2 separate regions of the Homo sapiens genome follow, and region 1 is linked to region 2. Evidence: chromatin loops called from intact Hi-C (ENCODE). Cell type or tissue: Caco-2. All regions are shown on one strand. Each heading gives the region's core, and the rest is flanking DNA. Links, peaks and the distances in the headings are about the cores only. Region 1 overlaps ZFHX3 (zinc finger homeobox 3). Region 2 overlaps ZFHX3 (zinc finger homeobox 3).

Region 1 (8,951 bases), core at 2,440-7,439, 160 kb before region 2:
CCTAATGTTTTCAATGCAAGAATGAAGGGGAAAGAATGCCTCTGAATGACTCCAAAAGCATGCTTGGAGAAAATGGCAAATGTTTCTGCTGCACATTTAGAGGCCCCAGAATACAAATTTGCATTTGCACGACTTCCCTTTTCAATGAGAATTCAGGTACGTTCTTTCATTTTATCTTATTAGTATGATGAGATTTGTTCTTGATGAATCCGTACCACCTCAGCTACTCGTCATCATTCCATTATCACTACGTGTTTATAGATTTTCCCTTTTATTACTCATTTTATTTTTTCCATCAAGTATAGTTCATATACGAGGTAGTAATTACCAGGTTTTCTGCTCCTTACACTTCAAGTTCGCCAATTTTTTTCTGATCATAAAAGCCTAAGTGCCTATTGTCAAAAATCTTGAAAACAGAGAAAGTATGAAGACGAAAATTGTCCATAATCAGTGCTGTCTTCATATAGATATTTTAAAGGAAACTGTGACAATTATATGTGTTTTTGGGTCTTGCTACCCACCCCTCAGTCTACGGAGCTTGCTTCCATATCCTTAAATATTAATCAAGAACATTATTCTTAATGGCTACACAGATTTCCACCACATAATCGTAACACAGTTTACTTAATCTTCTTATATTTTAAAAGGCGTATGGCTGATGTTTCTAATTGCCTTCGTAATAAGCATACTTCCTTGCTAACAGAACACTCACTTTATTCAAAGCACAATACCCTCAGCCAAAACCTGTTGTCTGTTGTGCCCGAGGACAGTCATATGATGCAGTCCCAGCCAATGAGATGTAAGATAAAGCAAGTGGGCGGGGCTTTGGAGGAAACTTTTAAACAGGTGGTCTTTCGTGACGCATGCACTCTCACCAGCCTCACTTTCTTGTGCCTGGAGCTCAGATGGAGGATTTTTTGATTTTTTTTTTTTTTTTTTTTTTTTTTTTGAGACAGTCTCACTCTGTCGCTCAGCCTGGAGTGCAGTGGCACAATCTCGGCTCGCTGCAAACTCCGCCTCCCGGGTTCACGCCATTCTCCTGCCTCAGCCTCCCGAGTGGCTGGGACTACAGGCACCCGCCACCACACCAGGCTAATTTTTTGTATTTTTAGTGGAGACGGGGTTTCACGGTGTTAGTCAGGATGCGATCTCCTGACCTCGTGATCTGCCCGCCTCGGCCTCCCAAAGTGCTGAGATTGTAGGCGTGAGCCACCGCGCCTGGCCTGGAGGAGCCATCTTTAGACCATGAGGAGGCAACAAGCGCTTGGTGAGAATGGCTACATGGAAACATAGAAGGAAAGTGGATGTCTGCTGACTCAGTGGAACCTTCACTTCTGCACCTGACTGCCCTCCTCCCAAGGCTGCTTATATAAGGAAAAATGAAACCTCTTTTTTTTTTTGAGACAGGGTCTCGCTGTGTTGCCCAGGGTAGACTCAAACTTCTGGGCTCCCAGTATCCTCCTGCCACGGCCTCCCAAAGTGCTGGCATTGCCGGCGTAAGCCACCACACCATGCCCTCCTAACTCATTAAAGCCACTTTGGAGTGTTTCTGTGATCTATAGCTGAGTGGTGTGAAACAAAAGAATAACCTTTTTTTCCCCCACCTTCTGCTGTCTTCATAGCCTGTGATACAGCTTCAAAAACAAGGACCAAGACCTACACACCACAACTGCTGGGGTCATCCAGTCCAACCTGGGACAGAAGTCCTGGACAGGAGAGGTGTCAGGTCTCTCTTCCTCTGAAAGGGGGCTGCCTAACCTGTTGATGCTGTGCTCCCATCAAGAAGCTCACAGAGAATGATATGGGCCAGTGTTTGTTCCGTTTTAGTGCTCATACAACTCTAGCTGAGATTAACCAAGAAAACTGCCCCTTACTGGCTCAGGGAACTCCCATAGAGAATTCCCATAGGGAACTCCCATAGGGAATTCCAAACTTACAGGCCAGTAAGGTGGCCTGGCCGCTCTTCCACCTGGAACACAGCTCACTGAATACGGCAGATACCTGCAGACTGGGGGCAGAAACTGGGCTCTGGATCCCTTTCCCAGCGGGGAGACCTGGCTTGGTTGTGAGCCCAGCCCTGCAGGGAGGCTGCAGATCCAACACAGCTCCTCTTGGAAGCCCTCTGTGCCAGGAGGCACAGCCCAGATGCCCCGGGAATCCCTGAGGGAAATTTCATAAAACATGTGACTATCTACACAGCCTGCTAGAGGCCAGATCATTGCTCACACGGCTAAGTTGAAGCCTCAGTGCAGTTTCTACTTCATTCAGGGAACTGGAGTTGCAGCTTTCACTAGAAGAGCTGCTTCTCCTTGATGAACAAACCATTCCGCCCATAAAAATGCTGTGGAAAGTACTGTAAACGCTAATGCAGCCAAAAACTTAAAGACTGGTATAGGGTTAACTGAACTGCCACGTTAAGTCAGGTGTAACGAGATGACAATGCTTTAATCCTGCTGCTTAAAGCGATGTCTAAAATGTGCAAGTCAAATTTCAAGCCTTTGTAAGAACATAATGGTAAAGATAATTTCATCATTATCAGGTGATGCAACAACCTGCCCGGTCCCAGGGCTGGAATTCCAAACAGTCACGCCTTTGCAGAGTTTTACAGCCCTGGAAGAGAGGGGAGGCCACAGTGAACACCTGTGATGATAACTCCAGCCCATGCCCCGGTGATTTTTGACAATTGAATTAATGTTGAAATGAGCTTATTTTTCTGTCCTAAAGGGAAAACGAGCCTAAAATCCTGTTAATCTAGCATCCTGGTTACTCAGTTTCACCATAATTTATAGGATAGTTTTTCTATCCAAAAACTAAGGCTATTTTTATCCCAACTTCGCCGCTTCATAAAACACACGTGCATGCATGCAACTTCAGAGGTTTTGGCCTAAAGCAAGTTTTCAAAATAACCGGGTTCAAATATTTCATTGAGATGGTAGGGGTGGAAGAATCTTATAGAAGCAAATTTTACTGTTCTCTGTAAATTCAGACTTCTTCAGCCACAGATGGCTCAGGGATCCAGTCTCGCTTGAGAAACATGATGGAATAAGCCCACAGTCAGAGCTTCTTCTCATTCAGTTTCATGAAAGCTCTGAGCTCCCACAAGTGTCTGCTGGAACTGGACAGGAAGCTTGCAAGATGCTGGCTACGATTCAGCGCAGTCACCGCCTTCCCCAGTCGGCCCACCATCCCCAGCCATCCAACCACTTCCTCCCCACGAGGCATCGCCCGTTGGAAAGTTTTATTAACCAAATGCTTGAGGGTTTCTGTATATTTATATTACCTCCTCTTCTCTCCTGTTCTACCCAGGCATGTTGAAAAAAAAAAAAGTTATGATATACTTTAATAAAAACAAAATTAAAATGATTAAACCTTTCATATCCTTTAGAGATAATCTCTCTTCTCCTGGCTGGTCCAATCTGGAAGAAAACAAATGTGAACCATAGCTTGCTGCTGCTTTTCAATTTTTTTCCCCCCTAAAGAAACAAACAGAAAAAGCCGCCTGTGGCCAGATTTTTAAAATAAATTAAATTTGTCCTCACACACGGCAGCCAGGTGTGGTTGAAACATTCTTTCCAGATATCTATGATATATGCCAACATCCTTCCCTCTGGGGGTCTTTCAACGTGAGCCTGACAATCCCAAGGGGAACAGAGACTTGGCGGGGGAGAAAGGGGGGTGATTCCAAAATAGTTATTGAAAAAGAATCACTATTTCCCAATTAGCCCTGTAATAATGCCTTACAGGAATGACTGGATGCCCTGCCCCTGCACGCCATCTACCAAAACCAAAAAATAGTCTACATTCCTGATTAAAGCAAAGCTCAGAGAAAACAGCCCGGTATGGCACAAATCTCCCCGGTCTTATGTGTTCTGAGGAAGTCTTCAGATCCGCCCAGGGTCTGGGCACAGGTCCGCAGGGAATCAAATGGCTGCAGAATTCGATCAGGCCTGTCTGTCCAAGGCCAGCTAGATATGGAAATCAGAAGTAGGTCATCAGCCCTCAAGAATCGGATAATGACCTCTGGACTCGCAGCGCTGGGGCCACCAAGAGAACAAAGGTGTTAAGGCACTGTGTAGGTTTTTCTGTTGTTGTTGTTGGTGTTGTTGTTACAATATCTAATAGTGAGATCAAATTCTTATTGTGGAAATAAACATCACGGTCTTCTGTATGAAGATGGTCTGCGGAAAGTGACCACGCATCAGAGTGTCCAGCGTAGGAGGAGAATCTCAGTTTGCCTTAGTCATCATAGCACACACCCTGAGCACAGTAAGTTTCTCATTCTTCGTGTCTGGTGTTTATGTTGTAGTAGAGACGACTCGTCCTCAAGTTAAAAGGACAAAAGTCTTTCCTGTGTTTCATACTTGGGCGGTGAGTCACTAGGAAAGGATTTGGTTTTTAGAAAAAAAACTTCTGATCCCTGGGCTAAAACAGAGAGCCCCAAAGAGCTATGTTGATCCCAGACAAGCACGTGCGTGGATTCTTCAAAGTTCAGGTCAACTCAGGCCCCTCCTCCTTGCAGTCAGCCCTGTACTCAAGGTTGCTGGAGACATGGCGCCTCTATTTCCTGCCCAAAGAAGCCCCCTTAACTGGGGGCCACGGGTTGAGTGGTGAAGGAGGCAACTCACACCTGAATTATAGTGGGCTTGTAAACCTGAACAGGGCAAGTCACAACTTTGGGAGGCTGAGGCAGGAGGATCACTTGAGGCCAGGAGTTCAAGAACAGCCCTGACAACATAGTGAGACCCTGTCTACAAATGAAAAAACTAGCCAGGTGTGGTGGTGCATGCCTGTGCTACTTGGAAGACTGAGGCAGGAGGATCACTTGAGCCCAGGAGATGGAGGCTACAGTGAGCCATGATTGTGCCACTGCACTCCAGCCTGTGTAAAGACCCTGTCTCTACAAAAAAAGAAAACAAAAACAAAAACAAAAAAACAAAAAAAACTCACCTACCAAAAGTCCAGCTGACATCTACTACAAAATTCCCATTATTGCCATAAAAACATGTGGGCTGGGTTCAAGGCTGCATAGCAGATGGCCAGGCTACATCCTCATCACACACGCACTTCACTGGTGCCAGTGCCGGTGACAGGCTAGAAGCCACTCCAGTGAGGACCCCTGCCAGGGCCAATCAGATCAGGGCTGCCCTCCCCATGCTGTGGGGCTTCTCAATGCTTCTGAAATGGACTCACACAAGGAAGTCACAAAGGGCTTTGGACATTAGGAAAACCATGCAAACTGTTTCCACTTCTCAGAGCAACCCGAGGCACGCGCTCTGGAGTGTGCAGAGTCACAGATAACTGCTGCTGCTTTGCTCACCGCAGTCTTAGGATTTCTTCATTTCTATCCTGGAGAGAATCCAGCAATGGATCACACTGTTATCTAGACACAAAGAATCCCACCCCTGGGGCAAAGTGCTACTTGTCCCGTGGATGAGTTTGTCAGCCTGCAGCAAGGAGGCCAGACGCAGTGGGAAGAGCACAGCCCTGGGCCCTGGGCCTCTGTACCAAGTCCCTACTCTGCTGCTGTCTACAGCAGCCCTGTCCTCAGGAACCTTCTCCAGGGAAGGAAATGGCTTCTGTCTGCACATCCAATACAGCAGCCACTAGCCACATGGCACTGAGACAGATGGGCCGCTGCAATGGGAACCTAGCGACATGAGACATCCAAGATTGCCAGGAAGGGTCCGAGTTCGCCTCTGCTTTATGCTCGTGCAGGACAGGAACGGCCCTGTGGAGGCTGCCCTCGAGGCTCACATCACAGGCTCAATCTGGGAAAGACCAGCCATGGGAAGCAGGATGTGACTTGCCCTGGAAGCGCAAGTGAAGGACGGGCTCCGAATGAAAGCTACACAAGGTAACAATATACACACTGGGATCTTTATATTATGTCCAGCCTGGAGTATATAACACAGGGTAAGGAAAAACCAAGGAATTAAAAGTCCTTCAGGTACTTCGAGCAACTGAAATCCTTTGGATGGAAGTCCAGTCAATCAGCTGGCCCCCTATTGAATTCTATACCCTAATGGGTCATAGAAAATTGTAAGGCTCTAGGTAGCATCTACCCCAACCAGAGCACAAACACCACACACAAGCCCAGGGAGATCTGCTTAGTCCCTAAAAGCACAGTGGGCAGCAAGGAGGGGTTTCTATTTCTTTTTTTTCTTTTGAGACGGAGTCTCGCTCTGTCGCCCAGGTTGAAGTGCAATGGCGCGGCCTCTGCTCATTGCAACCTCTGCCTCCCAGGTGCAAGTGATTCTCCTGCCTCAGCCTCCCGAGAAGCTGGGATCACAGGCACCCGCCACCATACCTGCCTAATTTTTATATTTTTAGTAGAGGTGGGGTTTCATCATGTTGGCCAGGCTGGTCTCCAATACCTGAGCTCTAGTGATCCGCCCGCCTCGGCCTCCCAAAGTGCTGGATTACAGGTGTGAGCCACCATGCCCAGCTAAGGAGTTTTTATTTCTATAAATCCCTCCAACAGGAGCCTAACACAGGCCAGCCTGCTGGAGCACCTTCAGCAAAGGCAGCTTTTCTCGATGCTAAGACCATCAAATTTCACAGGCACAAGAACCTTCCTCCACGTGGCCGGCTGTCAGTCCTCTTGGTGTTTGCCAGCAAGAAGGTTTCGGTGAGGGCTGTGTGAGAACAGGCAAGGAAAGAGTCATGGTAAAATGGGCTCAGAGGACACAGGGCTCTGACCCCTTTTCCTGTCCTAACAAGTGTCTTTGAGCACTTCCGGCTTCATTTGGAGTCCCCTTCCAGCGAGGTCGCAGTAGTTAATCCCATGCCAAGGCCAGCACTGAGAACCGTGTGCTGCGAGCAGGAAACCAGAGAAGGCCTGGTGGGCGCTGACAGTTCTGTCCGAGGCGACTTCCAGGATCTCCATGACCTCCCTTCATCTCTCCCACCACCTTCTGTCCTACCCTCCTGCCCCACCCAAAGTGACCACAGAAAAGGAAACAAGAAACTGGCTTCAGATATCAGAAAGTCTGGGTAATAGACTGAACTGTGGTCCTCCCAGTGTCCTAGGTTGAAGTCCCAACCTCCAGTACCTGAGGATGTAGCTATGACTGGAGACAGGACTTTTAAGGAGGTGATTAGGTTAACGTGAGGCCTTTAGGGTAGACCCTAATCCAATCTATCTGGTATGTCCTAATCATACAGAGACACACCAGGGGGACTCACAGAGACCAGGCTATATGAGACCAAGGCCTCGGGAGAAGCCAAAACTGCCGGCACCTGGATCTTGAACCTTTAGCGTCCAGAACTGTGAGAAAATACACTTCTTTTGTTTCAGCCAACCAATGGAAACGGGGGGTGAAAAATACACACATTCTTTTTTGACTTTATAATATGACAATTTTTGATAAAATTTTGGGTTGAAACAACAGATGGCCCTGTACCAGGAAAATCACACATTGTCTGATTTTTGATATTCTAATTAGAGCAGAGGTCAAAGATCTTTTAAAAGCAATAAATGGCTCCTTTTATTAACATATACACAAAAGGTCTCAAGATAGTCTTGAGGCATAAAACTATAAAAACCCATTTAACATCCACTCTGAAAAACACATCTTTACAAAGTCCTTTCAAAGTCCCTCAAAACTGCTAATGGAATAAGACATAAGTAGCAAAAAGCAAAATTAAATGCTTATTTGAAGACTGTTCTCCCAAACTGAGAAAAACTGTGAAACAGAGAGAAAGATCAGCAAGAAAAGATGTACCCTATCCAGGCTGGCGGGAACCACACTTCTCTAAAATGCAAGCCAAAAAATATTAAGGAAAATGTAGCCCCAAACCTAGCCTGGGTCTACCAGAAGTCTGAGGAAACCCAGTGAGGAGGAGCTGAGCATGGTCCAACAGAACCTTCTGAACTGCTCTAGAAATCTGTATTGTCTAAGTTAACCATGAGCCCCATGGCACTATTAAGCACTTGAAATCTGGTTAATATGATGCAGAAACTGGATTTAAAATTTTATTTAGCATTAACAGAGAATTTTGAGAAGCTTCCTTGTGGCTCTCAGGAGACCAGAAAGCCCAGGAACCAGGGAGGTATGGGCAGCACTTAGACTGAGGCCACAAAACTTTCCACTGCTCGTCAATGTTTGAAAAAAATAATTTGGAACCATAATTCTTATAATTGGGTCACAGTTTGAAGGGGGTTCCTTAACATCTGTGACTCTGAGAAAAAGCCTTTGAGCTATTTCTGTACGCAGAGAGATAGATGCATGTTCTATTTCCTCCCTGGCCCCTACCAAGGTCGGGAACAAGTTTCATATAGGATGTAAGTAGCCCTAGAAATGGATTCTTTGGACATTCCTAAAGACGGTACAGGTACAAATCATTATTTCTCGAGAAACATCCATTCAGGCAGTGGAGAAAGTGTGAACTCCAGAGGCTAGGATAGGGGATCCATATGGGAGGGGTCTGCACACATGGCAGGAGACAGCAGAGGACGGCTGCCACTTCCTGCTACACTGTCGGCTTTAGGAGGTCTCTCCCCTCCAGTGAAATCCAGGGACAGCACCCCCAAATCCAGGGACAGCACCCCCAACTCCCAGCCCAGCACAAACACCCACTGACTGGCTAGCTATCCATATTCACTTTAGGGTGGAGTTTCAGATTTTCAAGTTTCTTGGATACACCTTTCGAAGGTGACTTGGGATGTTTCGAAATAAAGGTTTCACAGAAAGAACACTTGGTATGACATGATGTCCTGTGGCTCCCTTGGGGGTCCCCATGTCACTGGGCTCTGATGAGCCAACGGGGGTCTCTGGCATACTCACACCCCTAAAAAGAGGACCCCCGCCCAATGCTCACCCCTCAACAAATGCAAACACACCCATATACTGTCTCTCCTAATTCCAGGAACCATCAGCAGGTACCCCTTTTTCCTTTTTTTTTTTTTTTTTTTGCTGTGCCAAAAAAAACCCTCTCTGCAGTGAGTGGCC
Region 2 (8,951 bases), core at 2,259-7,258:
AGCCCCTAAAGAAAAAAAAAATGTGTCCTACTCTAGTAGGGAGAAAATAAGAAGATGTGTTAAAACTGGCCAAATAGGCTGGGCGCAGTGGCTCACGCCTGTAATTGCAGCACTTTGGGATGCCGAGGAGACAGGGAGATCCTGTCTCTACAAAAAATTAAAAAATTAGCCAGACGTGGTGATGCATGCCTACAGTCCGAGCTACTCGGGTTGCGGGACTGAGGTGGGAGGATCGCTTGAGCCCAGGAGATGGAGGTTGTAGTGAACCATGATTGTATCACTACACTCCAGCCTGGGCGACTGAACAAGACCCTGTCTCAAAAAACACAAACAAAAGCAAAACAAAAAAACAAAAACAAAAACCTGGCTAAAGACCCTTTCCTAGTGACCACAGTCATACAAGGCATCCATTCCTAACTACCCTTTTAAAAAGAAGATTCAGAAAGAACAAAAAAACCAGAGGTATACTCGACCACCTGCCCAGTGCTAAAGGATTTCTCAACGCCATAGTCAGACTTCACGAGCGCATGCGACAAAGTAACAGGAACCTAGAAAACTTCTCTTCGTCCCCAAAAAGAGACCAAAATAACTAGCCTTCCCCAGAGCGGGCAGCTTTCCTCTTCAGTGCTCTTCAACTTTCAGTCCTACAGATGGGGGCCTCCCAACATCACTTTTTAAAGCTCAGCATTTAAAAAAAGAACAGGAAAAAAAAAAAGTAGAGACATCCCAGAGTCCACACGCTTGCAAAGGACTTTCTTTTCCTCCTCCTCCCCCCAGCAGGTTAAAGACCTGCTAGTTAGCAACGAGAGCGGATGGAGGACAGTCATTGGAACCACAGGGGCCTAATACCCATTTGTATTCACACTCAGACCCTTTAAGCATATAAAACCGGAGAGGTTGAACTGTTTACATTCACCTAATGCTCCAGTAAACAAATCAGAGCCCCAGTGGAGGGGGTTTCAGGCAGGGCTGCGGCCAGACCCCACTGGGTGCCAGGCAGCAGGAGCAGGATGGGGAAGGAAGAAGGTAGATGCATGGAAAACAGAAGCCAGGCTCTCATCCCAACCCACTCAAGTTTCTCCCCAAGCCTGGGCCCTCCTTGACCCCACGCGACAGGGGAGCAGCCCTTCCAGGCCTGAGCTCCACCACCCTCCATGGACAGGTGACCTCAGCTGCCAGACACCTCCTTACCCCCTACCCCCAGTACCCTGGAGCCCTGCCAGCACCCCCACATAACCCACCAATGACCTGGAGAGGAGGACAGAAGAGGAACGGCCTTGCAAAGCACCTGGAGAAAAAGGGGTTAAATGCCCAGTGTCTGACTGAGGGAGAAACTTCCCCTCCCTTCCAGGCGCCTCCGAGGGTTCGTCCTCAACTACTATTGTTATTCAAGAACTGCGTCTTAGCTGAGCAGCTCCCCCGCCGCCCCCCAGCACTGGGTCTTGACAGAAGTGAAGCGGGGCTGCCTGGTGTCCCAGCACAGGGCCTGATCATATCCTCTAAAACGTGAACAGTTTCAACTTGACTGGGGGGAAAGGGGGCAGGCGGGGGGTGGGGGGGGACTGGCACTCCTTTTAAATGCAGATTTGAACTTTTCACCCGGGGTCAGACAGCTGCGATGCTCTGTCCCCAGCAGAGGCCAGCGCCGGGGCCCCTTCCACCTCACACTTTCACAGTTTTTTTCCTGCCTGCCAGGAGGCCAGCCTGTTAAAGGAATTCGATACCTCCCTCCCTCCAAACCCAAATCCACACCCGCTTCTCAGCTTACCAGGGGCACAAATCCCACTGGCATCCTAGAGGAGAGCCTCAAATCGTAGGAGGCTGGCTGGGTGCTCTGGGAACAGCAATGGCAAAGGAAAATTGTTGTTGTCACATGTATTGACCAAGGAACGCTAAGGTCAACAGTGAGAAGACTCCAGGACTTCCCGGCCGCTCTGAAAGCATCTGAAAGCAGCATCTTCTCTAGGGTACATTTCACAGTGGCGCTTTCTGCTAGAAGCCAGCAGACAGTTCTCCTTGCTATTTCACTGAGAAGAGCTGTAATGGTACCAAGGCTGAAATCATTTAGTTTTGAAAAGAAGTCACTTCTGGGTGAACAAGAAAAACTGTAACGAACTTAAAAAAAAAAAAAAGTCTAGGATGGGACTGCTTGCCTCCATTACACCCCTGATTCTCATGGACAAGGTTGTTTCTGAGTTTTCCATGTCACCCTCTGTCCCTCCATTTCTCCTCCTCCAATGGGAGACGCCCACTGGTCCTCGACTAGGGAAGGTTTCCATTCCGCGGCATCAAGATAAGGCAAGAAAGCAGAAATCCAAATAAACACTAAGAGAAGAAGGCGAGGGGAAGTTTCTTGCTGGAATCGGTGACCCTCCCAACAGTGGCAGCTCCTACAACTCTCATCTTGGGGGGCACTAGAGCCTCTAAGAGAAAGTCCCCTCCAAGCAATGCACCACACAGTCCCTGGACTAGCCAAACCGGAAGCCTGTGTGTGTGGTGCTAGAAATGACTGTGAAGTCAGAAAAACCACACCAATTACCTACAGGTAGAAGGTTCTAGATTCATGCCTTCCTCCTGCCCCAAACTAGCAACCCACCACGGAGAGGGTGAAACGAGCATTTCTAGAGGCTCCCTGCAGCCCTGTCTGTGATTTCAGTAATATACATGAAGCAGTAAGTCTGTTGTAACAAACACACTAGCACTCACAGGAATGAATGAGAGTGGGGCTGTCCCCTGAGGAGGTGGCCCGTGCCTTGCTGCCACTGCTGGTCTTCTGCCTCTGGGAAGGTTTTCACAGTCAGGTGAGCACCCCCACCTGTACGCCAGGAAGCAGTTTACAGAACACTGGCACCCCAATGTCACAGTTCTATCTCCTAACAATCTCATGAGCATGTCGGGGGAGCCAGGCATTTCTGACCAAACCCGCTGTGTGCAGACTGAGCCTGCACCCATTCCCCAGTAAATGCAAGCAGCTGGTCACAGGGGTGATGGCTGACTTGGCTCCATCAACAGAATGTCTCAGAAGAGCACAGGGCAGCAATCTTTTATTCCAGAGCTGCACCATCCACTAGGTAGCCACCGACCCTTGTCACTACCGAGCCTGTGACATGTGGCTTGTCTCGATAGAGATGTGCTGAAGGTATAAAAATACAGGACTCCAAAGATTTGGTACAAAAAAAAGGGATGTAAAATATCTCATTAATAGTTTTATTAATATTGATTACCTGTGGAAATGATAACCTTTTGGATATACTGGGCTAAATGTATTATGAAAATTCATTCCACCTGTTTCTCATTGTTTAATGTGACTAATAGAAAATCTAAAATTACCTACGTGGCTTACACTGTATTTCTACTGGATGGTCCTGTTTCAGAACCTCTGCCTGTCTTTCAACTTCAGATTCAGGCGGGATTCTAAGTGTTCTCGGATATGACTGAGACAGACTTCTCTTGTCTGTCTTGAACATCTCCCTAAAGCTACAATGTACTGGCTCCCAAATGATACTTTTAAATGGGCTGAACAATCTTAGTATCCAACAACTCACTGCCAAACTCAAGTATAAACTAAGAAAAAATAAATCACTTCTGGGACCCACAGCGTGCTTTTAAAAAATAATAATAGGCCAGGCATTGTGGCTCACACCTGTAATCCTAGCACTTTGGGAGGCCGAGGCAGGTGGATCACTTGAGCTCAGGAGTTCGAGACTAGCCTGGCCAACATGGCAAAACCCCGTCTCTACTAAAAATACAAAACAAAACAAAAATTAGCCGGGCATGGTGGAAAACCAGCCCACGCTGGTAGTCCCAGCTACTCGGGAGGCTGAGGCAGGAGGACTACTTGAACCCAGGAGGAGGAAGGCACAGTGAGCTGAGATTGTGCCACTGGATTCCAGCCTGGGAGACAGAGTGAGACCCTGTCTCAAAAACAAAATAAAAATAAGTCATTTACTGTGGTTTAATACCAGGACTACCCACGAGGCTTGTCCAAAAGTAAGCCGTCTCCTACTCCAGCCTGATTTCTTACTATCAAGAGAAGACTTCTCCCTTTTAACTGCCCTTCTGTAAAATATGCCCAGCAGGGGCCTGGTGTCCACCTTCTCCCCCACCCCATACACACATACCACACAGCACACGCGTGCGCGCGCATAGACAGACTCTCTCTCTCTCTGTCTCTCTCTCTCTCTACAACTGGGGAGGGCTGCGGGAGGAAGGTGCAGGCAGCACAGATGTGGCCCCTTTCCTATTAGAAAGTCCCTATTCTGCCACTAGGGATCACAAGGCCAGTCTCATTTCTCTATGTAAATGAACTTTTTAGCCACCTCCTCAAAGAAGAAAAGCTGCACAGATGCGGAAGGCCGGTCCAGAGGCACACAATTACAGCCATTTGCATTCCTCCAGCAGCCGGATTAGCACAGGAATGCGCTCTGCCGCTTTGTGGGGGGAAAAGGAGTTTAGGAAGAAAGGGATGGGTGGGGGGATGTATTTCTCCCTGGTCTGTCCACCCAAAGCTCTATGATACGCTTCCACTTCTGTGAGAGTCAGAAAGTGGAAATAACTCCTGCTCAGCTTCTAAAGAGGGGGAGGTTGAAAAGGCGCAGGGAGGAGGAGGGAGGTGGAGGTAGAGGGTAGAGGAAGAGGAGGGGAGAGGGGCCGGCAGGAGAGAGGGAGGAGGGGGACTGGGTGTATCAGGGGAACTGCCCCTCCCGGCGCTTTGATCCCCTCGGTCGGTCGCTAGGAGAAACCAACTTTTCTCCTTGGGTTAATCAAAACCAAATTACTCAGGAATGTGGCAGGACAGGTCTGAACTTCCAGGTCCCTTTGTCTTTGAGGATTTAAAATGAAAAAAAATAAAATTGTTAAAGCAGATGGCCGTGGCCTACTCAAGAGGTGAAGCGAAGAGTCTGAGGGAAGTCAGACCACATCTCTCACCCTCCAAAAAAACACACCCGCAAACTTCCTATGCCAATTTATTGTGAGAGAAGTTATTTTTGTAGACAACATCCAAAAATCAGAAGAACTGCCCATTTCATCCTTACTGCTGCGCAAATAAAAGACCCTCACCCCACCCTCCCATCAACTATACCTTGTCAAAGTACAAATACAAGAGAACCCCAGATTTAAGATACACCCGTATATCACAACCCGACTATTAAAAGCGGAGTCCAAACTAGCTCAAGAACATACGTTTTCCAAACACAAAGTTTGGGAGTATTTTTCAGTGTAAAGTTCTTCCTTAGGAATACTGGGGTAAGGAGGTATTCAAATATCCGGTTGCTATTCAAATGCATCCATGAAATTTCATGGTTACTGTAAAATTCTGCATCTCTTTAAGTTCTAAGAAAAGCGGTTTTTAGGGAATGACTCAGAGGAGATATGAAATGTCCCACTGAGTGACATAAGATCCCACTGCTCATCTGTCGTCTAGAAAAAGCGAAGAACCTGCCACCCAGGGCTGTTCTGTTTACTAGGAAAGTCTGCTGGGTGTGCTGGCCAGCCCGGCGACAGTTTCAATAAGTCAAGAGGCAACAGGAAAAAGCTGACCTCAGAGATGAAAGAAACCTGGGGCTTGGAGCTATATTAAGGCCTCCACACCTCCTCCCCGGCTCACAGCTCTGGCAAGCTTGTGGCACTGTACAAGATGGGGGCCTGCACTTCAGGCTCCTGGAAACTCTAGAATGCAACACCCTGGCATGTGCTATCATTAGGGACAGTAAAAAGTGACACAGCCCAGGGCACCCAGGAGCAGAAATATGAACAGCCCTTCGTGTGTTATAAAATGCTGCTATGCTTCACTGTAAAACCTGGCTGACCCCCATGTCCCCCACCCACCCAAAAAAGATAAAATAAACAAACAGAGCACCACCGGTTAAGCTATAGAGCCAGGATTCAAAAGATAAAGTGAGACCAACACACAGCCATGACTACCAGCTTGCCATAAATCGTAACTGGCCCCAGGCATACGGTTATCTGGGAAGCTGCACACCAACTTTTAAAATACTCTTCACCTTATCTTTAAGCCCAGTCAAACACACACATACATCACCCTTCTTAGATCTCGGCCATTAGTATTCCATTTAGACTTTCCAAAACAAGGTCATCCCAGAGGGTCCTTCCCCTCTTTCCAGTCACAGCTGTGGACTTTCATCCCCTTGTCCAACAAAAGGGACCTTGTACACAAAATTAACCTGAAGCATTAGTCTGTGTGGTGCGAGAGTCCACGGGGCCCTCGGGATATTGACTCCCCCACCCCCCCAACTATCCAGGCTCAGCCCAAAATCCTGTCTAGAGGGCTTCCCCACTGTGGAGGCTGGGGGAGCTTCCCTAGAGATTAGAGACCCTGCCCCTTCAGAATCCGCTTCTCAGCTGCAGCTGTGCAGCCAAGGAAGGCCTTACCTTTCAGAGAATAAACAGAAGAAAAAAACTTCCTCCCTGACTCAGTAACAGTAGAAAACGACCTGACGTCATGGCTGCAAAGGCCCAGAATCATCTGAGAACTAAGCCATCCAATATGACGGCCACAACTGCACGCGGCTTCTGAGCACTGGACATGGGGCTGGTTCTGAGCGTTGAGACCAGAACATCATGGTGAAATCGTGGGTTGCTGAAAATATCTGTTTTAAAGTTAATTCCACCTGTTTCTTTTTACTTTTTATGAATGACTACTAGGAAATGTACAATTACATATAAGCTTGTACTCTCTCTCTCTCTCTCTCTATTGGACAGCACTAGAGAGGTGCAAATGTTACCACCTCAAGTGCTAGCACATTACCATGCTCTAAAAGGAAAGACTCTTCCTTTTTATTACTATTATTATTATTATTATTATTATTATTGAGTCGGGATGTCACTCTGTCACCCAGGCTGGAGTGCAGTGGCACAATCACGGCTCAATGCAGCCTCTACTTCCTGGGCTCAAGCAATCCACCCACCTCAGCCTCCCGAGTAGCTAGGAATACAGGCGTGCACCACCACGCCCGGCTAATTTTTGTATTTTTTTTGTAGAGACAAGGTCTTGCCATGTTGCTAAGGCTGGCCTCGAACCCCTGGGCTCAAACCTCTGGGCTCAAGAGATCCTCCTGCCTCAGCCTCTTGAGTGGCTGGGACTACAGGCACATGCCACCGAGCCTAGCTAATTAAAAAAAAAAAAAAAAAGTTTGTAGAGACAGGGTCTCCCTATGTTGCCCAGGCAGGTCTCAAGCCCCTGAGCTCAAGCAATCCGCCTGCCTCTGCCTCCCAAAGTGCTGAGATTACAGGCTTGAGCCACCACACCCAGCCCAGATTCTTCATTTTTAAATGCCAAAAAGACCAGTGTAAAATTGAGCAAACAGCATCATCTGGTATCAGGTGGAATCACATACGCAGAGGCTGCTCAACTCCCAGGCTGCAGTGAAGGTGTCTAAATGGGGGGAGTGGCCGGGAACCTGCCATTGTTTTAGACCAGGAGAAGCAAATGTAACCTCTATTTCAGGTGTTCTTAACTGGAGGCGATTTTGCCTCCCCAAGGGACAGTGGGCAATTCCTGCAGACATTTTTGATTGTCACATCAAGGGAAGAAGGTGCTACTGGCATCTAGTGGGGAGATGCCAGGGATACTAAATGTCCTACAATGCACAAGGTGGCCCACTCCCCCCAAAAACAATTATCCCCAAACATCAACAGTGCCAACACACAACCAGGAAGTGACCAGGCCTGAGATCCACCCAAGTATCTCTTTTTTTATTTTTTTATTTTTAGTAGAGATGGAGTTTCACCACGTTGCCCAAGCTGATCTCAAACTCCTGAGGTCAGGCAATCCTGCCTAGGCCTACCAAAGTGCTGGGATTACAGGCATGAGCCACCATGCACAACCCAAGCAAATTTTTAATACTCAGATATCCAGGAGCAGGAGGGGACATCCCTTTGCAAAATGGCTTCTCTCCAGAGCTCGGAACTGGTCATAAGTTTGAGCGGTATAAGCAATGTGAGGAAATGAAAATACTACTAATAATTTAAAAACTATAATCGCTTTGTCGCCAGACTGGGTTGAGTGTCAAGGGTTGATTATGTCTGGGCAGCTCTGTTTTTCAAGCTAGTAGGTAAACATGGGGCTTAAAACTCAAAGCAACATAAGGCAGGCTCCCCCACAAGCAAGAGTAGGCCTCTAACAGAGAGTCTGAACTGGGGGAGTCACTGGCATGCCCAGTTCACCATGCCTGACCACACAGGCTAGGCCTGGGTGCCTGTGACAGGCAACGGAGCAGCAAAGGAGCTGTGATGGGGCCTGCAGGTATAGGAAGGGGACAGGGCAAGGGACAGGCGAGGCCAAGACAGGAAGAGCGTGGTGCTGAATGAGAACAGCCCAGCCAGGCTGGGAGGCCGAGCAGGAGGGGGTAGAGGGGAGGCACATGATAATTAACTCTGCAAGTTGATAGTATTTGCATATAAATGCCTCCACAAATCACTACAAACAAGCCAGGACAAGTCAGGCCTATTAGCATACACAAGCCAGCCGGGGAAGGCCTCTCTAGGTGGGTCATTGAGTAGGCTGCTCACTTGGAGGGCCGCCTGCCAGCCTGGGGAGGGGGACAGAAGGGGAGGGCTGGGGTGGATGGGGGACACTGTAACTATTTCAGACTCTTTCACTTCTGAACACGGTTGCAAAGATGTCAAAAGGAGTTGGCTCTATTTCCACCCCATGGGGAAGAAGAGAATTGCTGGACCTTTTAGTTTATTTCTTCCAAGGTGGTAAGAAACGAAAGGTAGCAGAGGCCATCAGTAGCAAAGAAAGAAATGAAAAGGGCGTGGAGATGGCAGCCAATATCCGGAGAAGCTTTTCAGTATGTGAAGTGGTATGAAGCCCTGATTCCTATTTCATTTACTTCCCACTACAAATGTAAGGTATGCATTAGGCCCATTTTACAGACGAAAGAAGTGAGGCCCAAAGAGGTTAAATTACTGGTCCAAAGTCACAC

What was found. A loop is a pair of places that touch in the nucleus more often than their neighbours do. Peaks named below come from ENCODE experiments on the same cell type or tissue, not always from the same donor. Only the 100,000 strongest peaks of a DNase experiment are listed, where the experiment ranks them.
Region 1: a loop joins it to region 2, with 5 times the contacts of the local background. A loop is called at or near these places in 2 of 110 quality-filtered maps.

The regions. Positions count from the first base shown.
Region 1 is chr16:72,873,278-72,882,228 of GRCh38, forward strand. All of the region lies in intron 4 of ZFHX3 (zinc finger homeobox 3), which reads right to left. It overlaps LOC124903715 (a long non-coding RNA gene), which reads left to right. Exons shown (of 2, transcript XR_007065111.1): 1 at 1-156; 2 at 1,623-3,363. Among named protein-coding and RNA genes, the nearest start is that of ZFHX3, 170 kb to the right of the region's middle. RefSeq lists enhancers at 3,767-4,966, 4,981-5,482. In Caco-2, for the core only: no CTCF peak of the experiment used is centred there; DNase peaks (open chromatin) are centred at 2,584, 4,014, 4,464 and 5,404; H3K4me3 peaks cover 317 bases.
Region 2 is chr16:73,031,983-73,040,933 of GRCh38, forward strand. The region is part of intron 1 of ZFHX3 (zinc finger homeobox 3); the gene reads right to left. Among named protein-coding and RNA genes, the nearest start is that of ZFHX3, 12 kb to the right of the region's middle. RefSeq lists enhancers at 565-1,127, 1,063-1,232, 3,469-4,323, 4,324-5,176, 8,230-8,742. In Caco-2, for the core only: CTCF peaks have their summits at 4,204 and 4,403; DNase peaks (open chromatin) are centred at 4,289, 4,709, 5,569, 6,089 and 1 weaker place; H3K4me3 peaks cover 911 bases.